Linked DNA regions of Homo sapiens: all the other regions are linked to region 3. The links are chromatin loops, found by intact Hi-C in ENCODE. Cell type or tissue: PC-3. All regions are shown on one strand. Links, peaks and the distances in the headings refer to the core of each region. The heading gives the core; the rest is flanking DNA.

Region 1 (6,158 bases), core at 366-5,365, 90 kb after region 3:
GGTGCTTACACTCTGAAGGGGGCTGGGAATAATAAATAACTGAAATAAATAAGCCAACAGATAATTTCAAGTTGCATGCTAAGCATTCAAACAAACTGGACCATGCATGGAGAATGACTAAGGCTAGGAGTAACTACATTGGGTGATGAGCCCCATTTGGCAGGAAGAAGCCAGTAATAGAAGAATCTGGAGGAAGAGGGTTCCAAGCAGAAGAGCAAGTTCAAACGCCCTGAAGACAAAAGTCAACTTGGCCCTGTGAGAGAAACCAGGAAGCTACCATAGTGGCTAATGTGTGATGAGCAGGAGGGAGGTCGCTCTGGCTCAGATCATGCAGACCCTCACTGGCCTCATTCAAGACTGGCTTTGACCATAAGTGTAGAGGTCTGAGTCACCGGGTTTTGAAACTTTTAACAGACCACTCTGGCTGCTGTAGTATCCTGACAATGGAAACTCACACTTAGACCCATTTCTTCATCATGGATCCTCTTCTAAAAGAATGACATAAAAATGTGCTTCTTTTCCCCTTATTTTGGAGTACTTGGTGCCCTAATATTACTCAGTCACTATAAAGACCCTGTGCTTATGCTTTCAAAGCTGCTGGGCTTTCCTGGCTTGGCTTTAGAAATATATTTGACTTCCTTTATCATTTGAAAGGCCCCCTGAAGGTGGTAAGCCCTCTAATTCCAATGGGAATTTGAGGAGTTTTGAGCAAAGTATCAAGTATAGAAAACTGCTACAAGCAAAGAAAAGAAGATCTACCTAAAATAGATGGTGCCTGCAAAGTCATTTCTTAGCTAGTTCATCCTAGTGGTTCTTAGTAGAAAAGAATCAAACAATTATGGAATTGTAATAGGATGGACCCTGATTTTTCTCTTTGGGGCCTGGGGAGAATTGGCCAAGAAGATTAAGCTTCTAAAAACTTTTAAGAACAGTTTCTTATTAGTGTTTTCAGAGATGACCTCCAGACAATGGATTCAGATGTGTAGTCACCAGCAGGCTGTAAAAGTGACTACAGTTGCCGTGCCTGCCCACTCCACCACTGTGCCAGGCACTTAGCAGGTGCTCTATAAACATCAACAAAGACTGGATAAATTTCTACTGAACACCTACTACATTAAGCACTTTGACAGGAAATGGTGGCAAAGTCTTTTGCCTTTGAGTATTTGGGAAGGCAGAATACACCCAACTTCTGCTCAAGGGGTCAGCAGTCCCTGGGAAGTCAATAAAGAGTCTTAGAGAATATAGTTAAAGAAAATAGTAGGAGAGGAGTCCATAGTCAGAACCTAAGGCTAAAATTCAGGCTTATGGCCATGGAGAAATGTTGAGTGATCACAGGGTCTAGGGTGTAACTTCCCAGGAGGTGATAGAGAGCAAATAGAAGAGGGGCTTATTGGAGATGAGGATGTCAGAACCTGAGAGGCAGGGATGCAGATAGATTGCCACATAAAAAGCATTGTCTCGGTTGAAGAGGCAGTCCATGAGTCAGATGCCCACATCTCTGATGGATGGGAAGGAATGACCAGAAGACTAGTACATGGCAGTGACAAGGTCAGCATGGAGTGGGAGGGTGTCATGGTTCTGTGGCACAAGTCTAAAAAGATCACAGCTTTCTAAAGCTTCTTTTGGATTGATCTGTTTGCTAGTCTTTCCACTAGACTATAATCTCCTTGAGAGCAAGGACATTTGTCATACCCACTGTCATATCCTCCATGCCTGAAATGTGGTAGGCATTCAATACATATTGCTGTAATTTAAAAAGGACCCCTTTCTTGGTATTTGTGCATGGAATAACCCTTCTTCATGATTCACATCCTCTTGGTCAACCCTAGCAGTGATGTTTCCCCATTCCTGTGTTTTCTTGTGTGTGTTTATCCCTGTAAGTTCCACTTTCCTCAGCCTTTGCAATTGTTTATTTATTTATTTTTTATCTGGGCTCCAAAGCAGGGGCACCTGGGAGCAGGGATACTATCACAGTTGTCTCTGTAGTCCTTGTGCTGAGCCGACTTACAGGTATTATAGTAGACACCAAGTATCTTTGGTAAAACATAAAATGAAAGATTTATTTTAATGATATCCTGCATGGTTCTCATCTTCTGAATTTGAAAAAAAATAAACTGACTTAAGAGTTTTGCTCCAGGAGAAAGTATGGTGCACCCGTACTAGAAAAGTGCAATTAACATAATGGGTAAAAAGACATTTGATAAGTCACAACGCACTCTACAAGTGCACAACGTTCTGACTTATTGGTGTTGTCCTTATTTAGAGTGTGACCTGACCAAAGGGCATGCATTGCTTGGCTGTTAAGAGACAGGGATCGTGAGGCTGAAGCAGGAGAATGGCGTGAACCCGGGAGGCGGAGCTTGCAGTGAGCCGAGATTGCGCCACAGCACTCCAGCCTGGGCGACAGAGCGAGACTCCGTCTCAAAAAAAAAAAAAAAAAAAAAAAAAAGACAGGGAGATCTGAGGGAGCGTATAGGAGCAATAAATGCAACGAAAAGATGGTGGTGGTAGTCTTGAGCGGGCTTTGATGAGGACAAGTAGGGAAAGGGGGCAGGAATGTGAGTGAGGACTGAGCTATCCCCGCTGTTCATTGAGAGTGAATTGAAGGATGTCCTCCAATAGCAGTTGAAAGCCAGGGCTCATCTTGAGTAAATAAGGTTTTTCAAGGGGCTACCAAGAGGTGAAAGAGCCACTGAGATAAAATCTGACTGGTGTCAGTCTCAGTAAGTTCAACTGCTTGCCACAGAGAGGACATACTCATTCTTCCTCTGCTAGAGTAAACTCTGCTATGTAAACATCCAACTAAGTATATCAGGCAGCCAGAAGTAAGGCCAAGAAATTGTGAAATACCCAGGGTGGAAGGGCCTCTTCACCCTGGAAGCAGTGTGATTTCACACTAAAATGACTCCCACACAATTCCCATCCCCATTTTGGGACTGGCAGGTCCAGTTAAGACAGAGCCCAACTGGCTTTTACTGGCTACCTCCAAAATTGTGTACAAAAGCTCAGCAGAGATCATCACAAGCCCATTCTTACTCTTGAAAATATGCCACCTTCCTTCATTTAGTTAAAAAACATGCCCTAAACACCTGGTACTAACCAAACATTGGAACTATAGAGACACTTCCTTGCCCTCAAGGAGGAGATGGGGAGCTAGAGACACCAATAAATCTAACACAGTGTTATGGGGCAGCATCATGCTGTGATCACACCAAATGCTGCTAGTGGGTAAATAGTGTGGGGTATTAGAATGACCACTGCACTCTAGCCTGAGTGACAGGGTAAGACTTTGAAAAAAAAAAAGTTGCGAGTGATCATCCACACCAAATGCTGGTGGTTTTGCATTTTGACTCTGGACAGAGTTAGGCCTGGGTTTCACAGCTCACTTCCACACTTTAGCTGGATGATCTCAGGTAATTCAAACACCCGCTTAAAGCCTCAGGTGTGTCCTCTATAAAGTGATGCTAATAACTGCCCTTGTAAGGATTCGGTAAAATAATGAATATGAAAGAATTAGCCCAGTGTCTAGTAATAGTAAATGTTCACTAAATCTATCTGCTTCTCTTCCTCCCCATTTTATTACGCCTATTACTGTTCCCATCCCTCCTATAATCGCTTGGATCACTCCTGTTATCAGTGCTACTACATAGAGGCAGAAACCAAGTAGAGGAGAGAGATTGGAGGATAGGAAGAGAATTCCTAAAAGGCTTTGGGATGAGGAACTAGTAATTTCGGGTCTCAAAGCATGAATGGAGTTTCACTAGGAAGAAAGGAATGTGGAGATCACTCTGGGCAGAATAATCAGTAGAAGCAAAGGCACCACAGTTGGGAATGGCAAAGAATGTCTGGGGACAGTGAGGAGTCTAATGTGGCTGGAGTGAAAGCACATGCCTCTGTTGATGGGGGCTCCTGGAAGCAAACTTGCTCATGAAACCATGACAATTGAGACTTCTGGAAGCCAAGGGAGGACAATGTATCAAGAAGGTGCAGCCGGGCACGATGGCTCATGCCTATAATCCCAGCACTTTGGGAGGCTGGGGCAGGCAGATTGCTTAAACCCGGGAGTTAGAGACCAGCCTGGGCAACATGGCAAAGCCCATCTCTACAAAATATACAAAAATTAGCCTGGTGTAATGGCATGCACCTGTAGTCCCAGCTACTTGGGAGGCTGAAATGGGAGGATCACCAGAGCCCAGGAGGTCAAGGCTGCAGTGAGCTGTGATCATGCTACTGGACTTCAGCCTGAGTGATAGAGCAAGAGACCTCATCTCAAAAAAAAAAAAAATAAAAAAATAAGGTGCAAGTTGTCATCCACCCTAAATGCTGCTGCTGGGTAAATGGTGTGGGGTGTCAGAATGACCACAGAATTTAACAATGTGGGAAGGATCAACAATAACTTTGGCTTAGGTAATTTTGATGGATGTCACTTTTTAATTTAATATAGTCTGAAATAAATATGTAAATTTGTTACCTTGACAGTCATCGTCTCTTTTTCTTTTCACCCCAGGTACACTGACATTTGAAAAATATTTATTTGATTCCATATTCATGCTTGCATTTTGGAATGCCACAGACTGGGCAAGGGCGTGACTTAGGCATGAATGAACTGGTAGCTAGTAAACATCCCCTTTCCCTTCTGACAATTCAGAAAATCTTCCAAAACTCTAATTCATTTATTTCATTTGCTAACTCATTCATTGATTCATCTGTCTTCTCACCTACCCATCCAACCATCCACTTGTTTTTTCATTCATCCTATCATCCAAAATGTATTTATCAGATATCTTCCCTACACAATATAACCTCCTCAAACTCCTGCCCTGGCACACTCCACACAGGCAAACTTTATTTGAAAAAAATCAGGATCCCTAAGGTTTGATACTTTATAAAATAAATATATCCTCAAAAAGTAACCTGTGAATTGATTTTCCATAAATCGAATCACATTTCAAATGCTCCAGGAAAGCTCGCTACAGGAATCCTGTGACAGATCTTCTGACAAAGTAGAAAGTACTCACATAATGTAAAACATCATTAGTCTTAAATTTACTTATTGATAAATCTAAATATTGGGTCCTCTTCTCTCTGCTTACCCTAGGTATGCCAGATGGCTAGCTATGTTATTAAAATCACCTTAGGAAAAACAATTTCTACAAGAAAAACATCATTCAGATGGGGCTTTGACATTTATGTCATGCATTTTTGAATGGGCCGGCAACACTGGTGTTAGCTTCTTAGAGCAAGCCAATGAAGGAAACGAATATGGCTTTCATAGTTTTATAAACCTGGAAGCCAAAGGCCAAGAGATGCAATTTAGTTCCAGTGGTGCCACCGACAGCATGAATGGACTCTTAATCACAACCTCTGGGTCCTGGCAGCAGCCAGAACCATGGTGGATGCTGCTAGACTGAACATTTGGGTATATGAAACTTAACTCCCTCTGTTTGTAAGGACGGCAGTGTGTGCTGCTAATTGTAACTCAGGAGTTCAAAGTTTAATACTGAAGAAAGAGACTAGCCAAAAGAAGGATCAATTAAAGGATTTTTGAGAAATTAAAGAAATTTCTAAAATATTTATTCTGGGCTCAGATGTCAGACCATCACATAAATAAAATATTAATATAGTCTAAAGATAAATGTTGTATTTTGTGTATTTTAGACTTCTCATTGCTGATATGTAGTGGAATGTAATCAGAATTTCCATATGAGAATATTTAGAGGCAAAAACTCTTTGCTGTGCTTCCATGGATACCCACAGAAAAATCATGAGAAAGACAAAGTTACATCCCTAGGAGTCTTTGGAGAATTTATTGTTTGGTTAATAATCACAAAATGGTGTTATCACTTGGACAATAATAGCACATGGCTTATGTATTTTTAAATGTTAGGTATCAAAATATTATACTCCAGGTTTTCTGCCCATTAGGGATAGAAAGCAATCCAGCCTGGGGAAGGACTTGGCATCTTTAATAAATAATTAGGATGCTTCACAGTTAAGTGGCCCTTCATGGTTTATAAAGACTTAGAAGCATATTATTGTATTTAACCCTTATAGCAACCTGTGGTTGGTTAGTTATTACCATTGTCATTTCATAAATAAGTCTAAAGCACGTGGAACTAGATAATCCCCTCAAGGTCACAGAATAATAAGCAGAGAGC
Region 2 (6,158 bases), core at 366-5,365, 200 kb after region 3:
GCTTCTTAATTATGTATGTGCACAGGCTGTGTCGAATGGAGTTGCCTTTGCCTCTGCTCACCACGTATTACATTTTTAATCAGTATATATAATTACTTACCGCAAGCTGCCAGGCCAGATTTTCTGAGCATTAGTCTAATTAACTTAAACTTGATAATTATGTTTCGGATACCATAGCAGTACACACGGAACGGCAGACTTTGCTGCCAGCTTATTTGATTCCAATAACGTGTTTTCTCAATACTGGACTAGTTTTGATTTTTTTTTTTTTTTTGAAAAAAATGGCCATCTGATAATTACTTTGGTTTCAAAATTTCCCCTCAGATAAACCCATTCTGCTATTTAGGACAGCTTCTCAAATGATTTACACGGATTGAACTGTTATAGTATGTTTCTGTGTATTTTTACACACACAAATCTGTTTTTACTAATATAAATTCAAACTGAGGAGAAATGACAGTAGAAGGAATTCTGATGGTCAAATGACAGAATTGTCCATGTTTCAACTGCTCTATGCATTGCCTTTTCCATTTCAATTTGGGTTGATGAAAAATGAGAGACAAGGAAAAGCAAAACAAAACTAAACAAAACACAGAAAAATGCCCAGACTTGTAAGGGAGAAAGGTCAGCTTCTGGTTGAACGAGGGCATGATAAGTTCCCACACTAATAAGGCTCAATTCACCTAGGGCTTACCATGTGCCAGGCACTGCAAAAAGCTCTTTTTTGTGGACTATCTCATCGAATCGTCCTAACAACCCTATGTGGTAATTAGTTATTACTATAGGTTGAATTGCATCCTCCTGAAATATATGTTGAAGCCCTAATCCACAATGTCTCAGAATGTAACTTGGTTTGGAAATAGGGTCTTTGTAGAGGTAATCAGGTTAAAAGAAGGGCATTAGGGTCAGCCTTAATCTAATATGACTGGTGTCCTTATACAAAGGGAAAATTTGGACCCAGCAGCTGCCATGCACGCAAAGAGATTAAGTGAAGATGAAGGCAAAGATTGGGGTGACGGATCTCTAAGCCATGGAATGCCAAAGATCATCAGCAAACTCCCAGCAGTGAAGTGGACACACTGAACAGATTCTCCCTTAGAGCCCTCAGGAGGAACAGCTCTGCTGACACCTTCACCTCGGGCTTGTAGTTGCCAGAACTGTAAAACGACAAATTTCCATTGTTTAAGCCACCCACCCAGGTTGTGGTACTTGATTACGGCAGCCCTAGCCCTCTAATACATATACTCTGGTTACCACTACTCCCCGTTTCACAGATGCCAAGGCTCAGAAAAGCTATGTGATGTGTCCAGGTCTGCACAGCTGTCAAGTGGCAGGGAAGGAGTCCACAACAGGCCTTTCGGACTCCCATGCTCAACCCTTGACCTCACCCATGCCTGTGCCACTCTGCTTCTGCCCAGGAGGCTGAAAGAATCAATACAACAAATCCCAGAAGTGGATGAAGCACTATGAACACTGTAATGCTTCTAAGGTAAAAGTCAAGCTTAGATGGTGCCTGTTTTCACATTTGCACATCGCCTCTTTTATTTAACACGTAAAATGACTGCTTGAAATACCTGCACTCTAGTTTTGGAGGGCAACAACATGGAATTTAAATTTTCTTAGGGTGAGGGTAGCGGGATTATTTTGTTCTCTTCTCACATAAGACAATAATGGACCAAAAATACCACTTACCAATTACAAAAGACAACAAATAACAGAGCACAACTCAATGAATCGAATTGCAGAAGGAAGAACAGGTGGGCTTTCCCAAGATGTCATAATAGATGGAAGGAGAACAAGAGAGAATGAACCTGCTCTATAAAGGCCAAAGACAGGAAATGAGAATCATTCTGGGGAAAAGATACAACCTTTATCCAGGAGGAAAAGCATGGGAATATGATAATAATTTTTAAAAAAGACAATTCTCCAAGAATATCTCCTGGAATAGATCCAACGGAAAGCTTGACACCAGATAAAGAAGGGAGGTCAGGTTCATTGAGGGCCTATTACATTTGGGGTATGTTTGAGGGTGAAACCCCCCATAGAGTGTTGTGAAGTAGAAGCTATCGCCTCCCACTTTGCAGATGGGGAAATAAAGTTCTAAGCAATTAAATAATTACTAAAGGGCAGCTACTCCTTGGCCCAGCAAATCACTGGAAATGCTGACATGGAAGAACAGCAGGAAGGGTTGTCCTAAGAAGAATTACTTTCCTTCTTCAGACTAGTAGTGTCTCTATGTCTGTGGGGAACGTGCACAAGCTCACACTCAAGACACAGACTTCTCGTCATAAAAAAATTTCACAAATTACCTCTAAGTTGCTCTAAAACGGGAGTGCTTATCATTTTTAGGCATGTCAGCACTTTTTAGAATCTGATCAAAGCTATGTATGACTCCTTTCCCTAGAAAAATGTGTGCACACACATAAATGCATACACTTTACTTGAAATTTCTAGAAGGTTTGTACACCCTCAGGGATCCATGAGTCACAGCTTTAAAGCCCACAAAGGATACATCTGCCTCCAAGGAGCCCAGCAACTTTATGACACACTAAAACAAACACATAACATGCACTCGCACAACCTTGACCAGGACAGTCCCCCTCCACAGTCACTGGCTTGTATCTCCATGTTAGCACACCCACCTCCACCACTGAGGGGGAGCTCTGCTGTGCTTCGTTGATCTGCATTCACTAATCTACATTCCAGGCCCCACATAAAGCAAGTATAAAGTGAATGTTAAGTGAATTTGAAGTTAGAAGACCTGGACTTGAGCTCTATCACTCCCTCTGGGTCATGTTGTTTCATCTCCTTGAATCTCACTTTTATCACCCACGCTATTAGGCAGAAATCACCCCGGTTTGCCTCACCTTTTCTGAAGGATTGCTGGGAGGAACATATGCAGCAATGCAGGTGGAAGCCATTTAGAACAGTAACAGTGAACACTGACTGTGTGCAAACACTGTTTTAAACACTTTACATTTATTCATTAATCTTCATGACCATCTTATCAGGGTGGCAGTGTTACTATCCCCATTTCAGACATGAGGAAGCTGAGCACAGAGAGGTCGGGGAACTGGCCCAGGTAGGCACAGGGCTGGGATGCAAATGCAGGCAGGCTGGTGCCAAGGCCAGCTCTCGTAACCACTGTGCATAGTGCCTCTTCAGGAGAGGCAATGCCACAAAAAATGTCTAAAATTATCCTAACGAGAAGGCAAAAGAACCCTGTGAGCCTTCTATGAACATTAGTGGAGTTTGGAGGTGTGGGGTTTGCAGGGCTTTAGATTTAGACCACCCAGAAGAGCTCGATGTTACATATAACTGCAACTAGCTTGTGCATCCACAACTCCAAATTCAGCCCTGTGGTGGTCAGCGAATATCGAGGGAGAAAAGCAGCAGCCTCATGTAGGAAGTGTAGGGCCAGGGCCCCCTCTCAAAGCTCATTCACATGTACTTACTTTGACTGCCACAACGAACACATTTGTAGGCTTTCCGGCTTGTGGCTTACCTGCCTGTGACCACAAAGCTCATATGTACCACAAGTCCTCTTTTTCCTACTTCAAACAAACAATGCTCATCTCCCTCCTCTGAATTTTTTTGTTTGAGAGTTTCCACCTTAAGGTTTTCAAGGGGTCCACAATTCAGTTGTATCTTGAGTGGAAATCTTATTCTGTAAGGCCCCTGTCTTCATTCTCACACAGTCAAAGCACACTAGCTGACAAGCAGGCTTCGAGCAGAGCCATGATAAAGCTTCAAGCCCTGCCTGCCCAGAGCTCACAGCCCCGGTGGGTGACCCGGAAAATAAGCAGGCACCTGCAAAAGGCCTGTAAAGTGCTGTGATGAGGAAAATATGGGCAACTGTGGGAGTCACAGAAAGGGGGTACCTAATCCAGCATGGGGAGAGGGAGACACTAGAGGGTCCAAAAAGCTGCGTATCTTCTCTGCCTTTGTATTGTCACAAAAATCTAGGAGTCCTCATGAGCTCAATGTTAAGTGGTTGCATGCTTTGACTCACTTAATCGAAAATGTTTTTAAAATCCTGCTTAGACCTTTTTCCTCCCACTGTTCCCTGAGTTAGCTCCTTCTCACCCTCTGGGTCTCAATTTCCAATGTAATTAATTCCCTCTTTTCACGAAGCCTTCCTGGAGCACCCTACACTGCCTGGCATCTCCTGTGCCATCTTCCTGCACTTTCTTCCTTTCTTCCCAGGGAGGCAGGCTTCATCTTGATGTCCCGGGTGTGGACTGCAGACCAACATCACCTGGCGGCTTGTTAGAAAAGCAGAACATAAGGCCCCATCCCAAATGATTCCTCAATACTTTAAAGCTGCCTCGCCCAGGACCTTAGCCATCAGCCCCATGTGACTACCAGGCCCCTGTAAAACGGCTTGTCTGAACTGAGAGGTATTGCAGGTGTAAAGTACATACCAGATTTAGGAGACACTGTGAAAAAGACTGTAAAATATCTCATTAATAATTATTTCATGTTAATTACCTACTGAAATAATATTTATGATATTTTGGATTAAATAAAATATTACAATTAATTTTATCTGTTTTTTTAATATGGCTACTATAAAACTGATAGTCACATGTGTGGTTCCCATTATGTTTATTTTGGACAGGGCTGCCCTACAGCGTGAGATGCGCTGGTTTGGATAATGATCAAGAACAGGCATTGGCAGACGACAGCCACTGGGTCAAATCTGGCCAGGTGCCTGATTTGGTAAAGGGGCTTTTATTGGAACACAGTCACACTCACTCATTTACTGTCTTTGGCTGCTTTTGGGCTACAGCAGCAGAGCTAAGGATTTGCGACAGAAACTGAATAGCCTGAAGAGCTTAAAATATTTACCATCTGGCCCTTTTTAGAGAAAGTATGCAGACCCCAGTCAAGAACGTTCATTCCAGAACTGGACCGATTGACTTAAAATCACGTCTCTACCACTTTTTGGTGTGTGAGGTTCGGCAAGTTACCTCACCTGCCTGTGCCTCAGTGTTTGTATCTGAAAACAGAAGATGAGCATACATACCTAACAGAGTTGTTATGAAGATTAAATGAGTTGATATATGTGAACTTCCTTAAATAGTGCCTCATCCATAGTAGGTTCTCAATAAATGTTAGCCACCATTAATATTACTGCTAGCAGTTATCACAAATTGTAATGACACATTTTTGCTTTAACTTTTTTTCCTGTCTGTCTCCCCATCAAATTAAAGACCTAGGAGAGTGGCATCATTTTCTGTCTTGTTCCAGCTGTTTAAGCACAGTTAAACAGCCCACACGTGAGATTCAATACATATTTGTTGCATGAATCAAGTGCAGAGGAGGGAAGTAATTTTCCTAAGGCTCCACGGCCAGAAAGTGGCCAGGACTTGAATGTGGTTCTATCTGCTTGCCAAACTCAAATTCTTAACTTCTCTTGATACACCAAGTGTAGTCTATAGACCAGCGACATCAGCATCACTTGGGAGCTTGTTAAAAATGCCGGAGCTTAGGCTTCATCTCAGACCGACTGAACTAAAAACTCTATTTTAACAAGATCGCCAAGAAATTCATAGGCACATTAAGGTTTGAGAAGCACTGCTCTGGGCTATAATTCCCAGTTTCGACTCATGTGCTTATTTGTTCAACAAGCAATTAATTTAGCATCAATCATTCCACAGAGCCTTGTGTTTGGACCCCCTAATTCCAGAGCTGATGATTTCTATTCATCCCGATCAGGTCCTGGGGGTGTTTAGGGTTTGCAATGAACGGCAATGTGCTGTGTCAGAAGTGCCCTTTCTCCTACCAGGTTCAAACCACTGCAATGCTGGAGTGACCTCTCTGCACAGAAATCTGCTTAACATTCCTTACCCGCCTGTAGTGACCAGGCCACAGGCTCCGGCAGATGCAGAAGGTCTGAAAATCTAGTTGTAAGTAATTTTCCTCTAGGTGCCTACCTCAGTGAATTGGTTCTCCTGTGCATTTTATACATCAGTGGTCGCACCACTCAAACACACAATCCATTCCCGAGTTTAACAGCTCAGGCACCTTCCTTTTTGATTTTATAAATGAATGCAAATCATCTCCCACTCATATTATAAACCAATTAAAATTCTCCTCACACTTTTAAAAAAACTTGTTACCTGGCTCAAAGATCCTTAGCTCTTTTCTTAGAA
Region 3 (6,158 bases), core at 626-5,625:
TTCCCCAGATGGGCTGGTTGTTGCTTTGCCTCTGGTCCAAACAGGACCATCTCTCATGAGTCATTCTCACTTTGTTGCCCTCAAAGTGCAGGTAGTTGTGGAAAAAAACAAAACTTTAAGCATCCTCAACTCCAGCCTAAATGAGAAAGCTGTTGTCCTGTGCAGCCTATGGAAACTCTTGAGGAATGAACCAGAGACCGCGTCCCTTAGTAGACAGCTGAGCAGCCCTTCCTTATCCAACCACCATCTTTCACCACAAGGCATGTCCTTATGGCTGTCATTTAAAATCCCACCTCAGCTTTTATTTTTTCCAGGTTGCTGCAGTTTTAATGCCTATTTTCAGAAGCAGGATGAATCTGAGATACACAATCTGCCAGTTGACCTAGCTTCTTACAATTCAGTGATTCATTTCAAAATCTCTCCCTGTGAATCTTGAGAAATCAAGCTTAAGGATAGTGTTAAGTTGTACAGAAGGTCTTTGTTCTTCCCACTTTTGGCTAAATTAGAATCGGTTTGTCTTGGACTTATTCTACGCCTTTCTACTAGAACTTACCGAGATCTTTTATTTCCTAACTGTATTTAAATTTTCTTTTTAATGTAAGTCCTTGAGAGTTGGCTTTTGTCCTCCAAACAGGTAGTAGCCTCATCATACAGCTGGAAGTGCCCTTCTTCCCCTCAGTTCTTCCTGCAGCTCCCAACTTGAAGTCCACCCCCCTCCTGGAGGCCTTCCTTCAGCACCAGCAGCTAAACACACCTGTTTTTGAGGCTCCCACGCCTCCCCCAACAAATGAAAAGCCAAATCAAGGGCCCAAATTTGCAGAATAATTAAAATTATATCATTTGTCTATCACAATGAAAGATACAATGGGACTCAAATTCACTGACACACAAGAAGATGGAGAGTTCATTAAAAGAACATGTAGCATAGAAGCTGAGTCCTGCGGTGTGGTGGTGAGGTCCTGGCACAGGACTGATCAGAGCCGCAAGTGTGACATCTTTCGGTCTGTAAGTTGCCCCCTGCACCTTTGCAAGGCTCCGCAGCATTGGGAATAGGAGGCCCTTTGAAATGAGAGGCCTGGCCAAACACTGCTGGGTTTTCTCTGTGTTCAGTGGATCTTTTTCCCCATTGTTCACCAGCACAGTGTCCTGTTCATTTCCTTTAAAGCATATCTTCCAATTTGTAACTATTTTACTTACTTTACCTGTTTGCATTCTGTGCCCTTCCCTTGCCCCCACCAGAATGTAAACTCCATGAAGGTGGGGTACATGTAGTATGTAATGCAGTCTCCTGGTCTCCCCAGCAGTCTCAGTGCCTGGCCTCCTGTAGACCCTGTGAGAGTGACAGTGCCATTCGCAGGGCCTGTTGGTGGTAGGGATGGGTAGGTGTGAGCAGTCCACCACACCTGAGGGCATGGAAGATGGTCCGCTAGTCCTGCCGTGTTGGGCAGTGGTTTAACACCAAGGCCAACCCCCAGTCTGGCAACTGAACTATTTCATGCTGTTTATCAGCAGTGCCCCTCCTCAGCTCCACGAGCTGCATGGGTCTGTGGTTGAGCTAAGTTTATTCAGTTTCAATAATAAATATAAATAAATATGAAGACTAAATAAATGGATAAGACTTTTGTCCCTTGGTCTTTGTTTTCCTGTTGGTCTCTATCTCTTTCATGTTCTCATATGACTGTACTGACCCATCCCTGATTCTCGCTGGGTTCCTGTTTCCCAGAACCTCCTTCTTTCACTCTAGCCATCACTCATCTGTGATCTCTCAAGTTGGATCCCCATTGTCAGTACCGGGGAGCCTCTGCTTGTGATCATAAGACTCCATCATGTCAATGACCTCTCATGCTCTTGCATTACGGTAGTCCACCCTTATCTTCAGGTGACCATTCCAAGACCCCCAGTGGATGTCTGAGACCACGAATGGTACAAAACCCTGTATACCTATATATACTATATTTTTTTCCTATACATACATGTCTATGATAAAGTTTAATATAAATTAGGCACAGTAAGAAATTAATGACAACAATAATAAAAATGGAACAATTACAACAATATCCCAGCATCACTACTCTTATGCTTTGGGGCTTTTAATAAGTACAATACAGGTTCCGTGAACACAAGCACGCAGTCCCTTGGCAGTCGATCTAATAAACAAACTCGCTGCCAAGTGACTAATGGGCAGGGAGTGTGGACAGTGCAGACACACTGGACAAAGGGAGGATTCACATCCCAGGCAGGACAGAGCAGGATTTCATCACACTCAGAGAGCATGCAATTTAAAATTGATGAATTGTTTATTTCTGGAGTTCTCCATTGAATATCTTCTGACTTCCAATTGACTTTGGGTAACTGGAACCATGAAAGCAAAATTGTGCATAAGGAGTATTACTGTGTTTGGTCTTTCCATGTTAAATTAAGTATTTAGATCAAACATAGGGATTGGAAATGTGAATTCTGGAGCCAGGCAGCCTGGGTTCAAGTCCCAGCTCCACCAGTGGCAAGCTAGAAATCCTTGTGTAAGCTGCTGGGACTGTCTGTGCCTCAGTTTTCTCACCTGTAAAATAAGGATAGTAATTGTATCTTCTTCAGAGAGTTGTTGTAAGGATTAAATGCCTTAATCCATGAAAACACATGTGACAATGCCTGGCATATGGTAAGTGCTCAACATGGGTCAGCTTCTGTATGGTCTACACATTAATGCATTTGGCTCAGAAGCAGTCTCCTAGAGTCCTCTTCCTAGGTGCTAAGAGCCTTCCATTGTGTGTGAGGCTTTCTCTGTGTTGAAATGTGTGTTTAAAATAAGGACTTGGGCCGGGCGCGGTGGCTCACGCCTGTAATCCCAGCACTTTGGGAGGCCGAGGTGGGCGGATCACGAGGTCAAGAGATCGAGACCATCCTGACTAACACGGTGAAACCCCGTCTCTATTAAAAATACAAAAAATTAGCCGGGCGTGGTGGCGGGCGCCTGTAGTCCCAGCTACTCGGGAGTCTGAGGCAGGAGAATGGCGTGAACCCAGGAGGCGGAGCTTGCAGTGAGCCGAGATCGCGCCACTGCACTCCAGGGTGACAGAGCGAGACTCCGTCTGAAAAAAAATAAAAAATAAAATTAAATAAAATAAGGACTTGACAAGAGCTGCTCACTGCCCAGGAGAGGTGGAACCTGGCGCAGTAAGCCCTGGGGTTGGACAGCATCTCTGTTCACCCAGCTCAGTGGGGGTGGCCCCTGCCTCAATTCCTGGTGGGCTGCATTGTCTCACACATGGTGGAGGCCCTGGGGAGAGGAAGGGACATAGCCAAGGAGACCTGGAGCCTGTGGCGGCCTAAGCCTCCAGCAGAGGCCAGAAGGCAACAGGCTTTGATGTGCTGCCAGGCTAAGAATGGGGCAAAATGCCAAGGAACAGAGTGATTGGCACCTCAGGCCTGCTGTCTCTGAATTATCATCTGCTTCTAGAGTTGCAAAGGCAGGTGTTGTCCTGAGAGACAGGCAGGGACAGATGCCACACATGCAGGAGCATGGCAGACGGATTCAAGCTGTGACCCTCCAGAGACCACAGTGATGGCTGGGTCCTCCATGCCCCCTTGGATCTCAAACCACCGGGCAGGTGACTGTCAGCCTTCCTGCACCTTTACCACCCCCGTAGTTACGGGTCTGTGGGCAGCTTCTCCCGAGCAGTTCTCCGAGTGGCCAGCAGATGGCGGAATTTCTCTTGTGTTCCAGACAGAGGCTTTCAATTGGCGTAGCATTTCCACTGCTGAGAACCAGGGAGAATTAAGTACTGGTAACATTTTGAAAATAAAATGTAGCAGGCAAAATACCTTGGAGACCACAAATTGGGAGAGCCTTTTAATTTTTTTAATTTTTCAGAAAAAAGATGAAATATACATTAGAATTTACAAAACACTTTTATATTCATCATCTCACCGTAAAAAGGGAAAAGATGAAAATCAGTTTTAACCCCCTTTTGGAAAACAGGTAGGCTGCAGCTGAGTCTTCCATCTGCATGATTGTTAGACTGTAAATTGGATCACTCGGTGCTAGTATGTGACAATATTATTATTGCTGTAATGATATTGATAATGAGAATATCAGAAATAATAGCTGCTATTTATTAAATGCCACTATGGGCTAAGCATTTTACATGCATTATCTTGTTTAATCCATAGAATAACAACACGATGCAGGGATACACAGTGATTTACTGTTGAATCTTGAGACTATAGCAGCAGCCTCGTGCTTATTGTCCCAGAAGTAACTCAGCATCACCAGACAAAAGCCACCAAGAGTTAACTCACAGCGGGATTCGTCCTCTCAAATAAAAACATGCCAACCTGTCCCTTTTGCTTAGAATTTAATTCTGCTACTATTTTCCTCTGTCCTGCTTAGCAGAACATACTACATATTACATTAATAATAACAGCAACAATAATAACAACTATCATTTATTCAATGCCTAGTATGTGCCAGGTGCTATTCTAAGAAAATCTTAAAACCTCACAGCAGCATTACTGGGTAGGAACTTTTAATCACCACTTTACTGATGAGGGAAATAAAGCCCAGAGAGGTCTGGCAGTACTTCTAAAGTCACACAGCTAGCAAACAGCAGTTAACTCCAGGGGTGGGAATCTGTCACTAAGTTAATGGCCCTCGTGTCTTAATTGTCTGAATGAATTTCCTACTGTATATTCCTTGGTTTCATCCCAGCGTCATCATTAGTCTGACGTTCTGCTTGTAAGAGCATTTTCTTGATGTTCCATTCTTTGCCTCCATGGGATTTTTTTTTTTTATGGTGAGTTTTGCCTCTGAGCTTGTGTCCATGCTAATTCCAAACCAAAAATACAGTCCCAGTTGGTGAGTCCAGATTGGTGGTAGGGACACACTCCATATCCCAAGATAACCCTGTATTTCTAAATTATTGGAGGGATTTGACTGTTTGGCAGAGCAAATGGGCATGCAAGATGTTCATCTCAGCAGAGTTATTTTACGTCTTTTTTGAGTGTGTCTCTTTTCTCTGGCTCAGAAGAAAGGGCACTGTAGGATGACTATAACTAACAGTAATTTATTATATATTTTAGATAGCTAGAAGAGAGGCTTTTGAATATCCCCAACAGAAAGAAATGATTGATGTTTGAGTTGATGTATGTGAATTATCTTGATTTGACCTCTATACATCGTACATATTGTAACTTCATGTTATACCCCATAAGTATGTACAATTATTATTTATCAATTAAAAATAAAATAAAAAGAAGCAAAGGGCACTTTGCTTCCTTCCTCAGCAGGTGTCTCATGGCCAGCACTGGCCGGAGTGTCACAGTTCTGAAGCCTTAACTTAGATCTCTCTCTGTTGTTCTCTCCCCCTCTCCCCTCTCTCCTTTGTCCCTACTCCACTTTCCTTCCTCTCTTGTGTGCTCTATTTCCAGACACACTTTTGGGTACCCCATTTGGATGAGAAAATACAGGTTAGGTGTACATATCAGCTTCCTGTGTGCTGTCAAACTTTCTTTATAACATTTGGATTTTGGAAGTGCCTCATGGGTGTATAGGATGGATTTTTGCCAGAAGGGCTTATTTTCAGGCCTCGTGAATACCTCTATCAGGTGAAGACAGCTGTCTCTTAACAACTCAAGTAATAGTGCCTGAGGCCTGGTTAGAAATCCTGTTGCCTCTGCAAATGGGACTGTGGCTGGTATCTGGGTTCCCCGTTCTCAGCCTTCACATCCCAGTTCCCAAAAGTCTCAATTCCCAAGGCTCAGGTGGACCACTTCCTTCCTTTCTGCTGCCAGAGAAAGACATCCTGTTTTAGGGGCTACCCTCCAAGTCAGGAGCTGCCATCAGTACTCAGAGGGTAGTACCAGCTGCAGAATGCATTTCAGAGCTCAGGGAGCCTTGAGGCAGGACAGGCTGGAGGTTTCCTGCAGTCAGTTTACCGGGAGAACGTTTTCAGAGTGGGGTCTGTGGAATGTTATTGGCTACCACATGTACATAGGCATACGTGCGCTCTCTCTCCCTCTTTTTCTTTCTCTTTTTTTCTCTCTCTCTCTCTCACTCTGTCACACACACACACACACACACACACACACACACAGTCACACTGCTACAACCAGGATACAAAATGGTTCCCTGGCTGAGCAAGCCCCGGGAACATTGGATTAAA

The links. A loop is a pair of places that touch in the nucleus more often than their neighbours do. Peaks named below come from ENCODE experiments on the same cell type or tissue, not always from the same donor. Only the 100,000 strongest peaks of a DNase experiment are listed, where the experiment ranks them.
Region 1: it touches region 3 in a loop (9-fold over the local background); 2 of 110 quality-filtered maps call a loop at or near these places.
Region 2: a loop joins it to region 3, with 4 times the contacts of the local background. A loop is called at or near these places in 2 of 110 quality-filtered maps.

The regions. Positions count from the first base shown.
Region 1 is chr3:59,661,812-59,667,969 of GRCh38, forward strand. The region is part of intron 6 of CFAP20DC-DT (CFAP20DC divergent transcript); the gene reads left to right. Among named protein-coding and RNA genes, the nearest start is that of CFAP20DC-DT, 580 kb to the left of the region's middle. In PC-3, for the core only: no CTCF peak of the experiment used is centred there; a DNase peak (open chromatin) is centred at 2,810; H3K27ac peaks cover 971 bases.
Region 2 is chr3:59,769,474-59,775,631 of GRCh38, forward strand. The region is part of intron 8 of FHIT (fragile histidine triad diadenosine triphosphatase); the gene reads right to left. All of the region lies in intron 6 of CFAP20DC-DT (CFAP20DC divergent transcript), which reads left to right. Among named protein-coding and RNA genes, the nearest start is that of CFAP20DC-DT, 690 kb to the left of the region's middle. In PC-3, for the core only: no CTCF peak of the experiment used is centred there; a DNase peak (open chromatin) is centred at 2,508.
Region 3 is chr3:59,571,916-59,578,073 of GRCh38, forward strand. All of the region lies in intron 6 of CFAP20DC-DT (CFAP20DC divergent transcript), which reads left to right. Among named protein-coding and RNA genes, the nearest start is that of CFAP20DC-DT, 490 kb to the left of the region's middle. RefSeq lists a silencer at 3,528-3,822. In PC-3, for the core only: a CTCF peak has its summit at 3,689 (motif pointing right); DNase peaks (open chromatin) are centred at 2,176, 3,406 and 3,696; H3K27ac peaks cover 395 bases.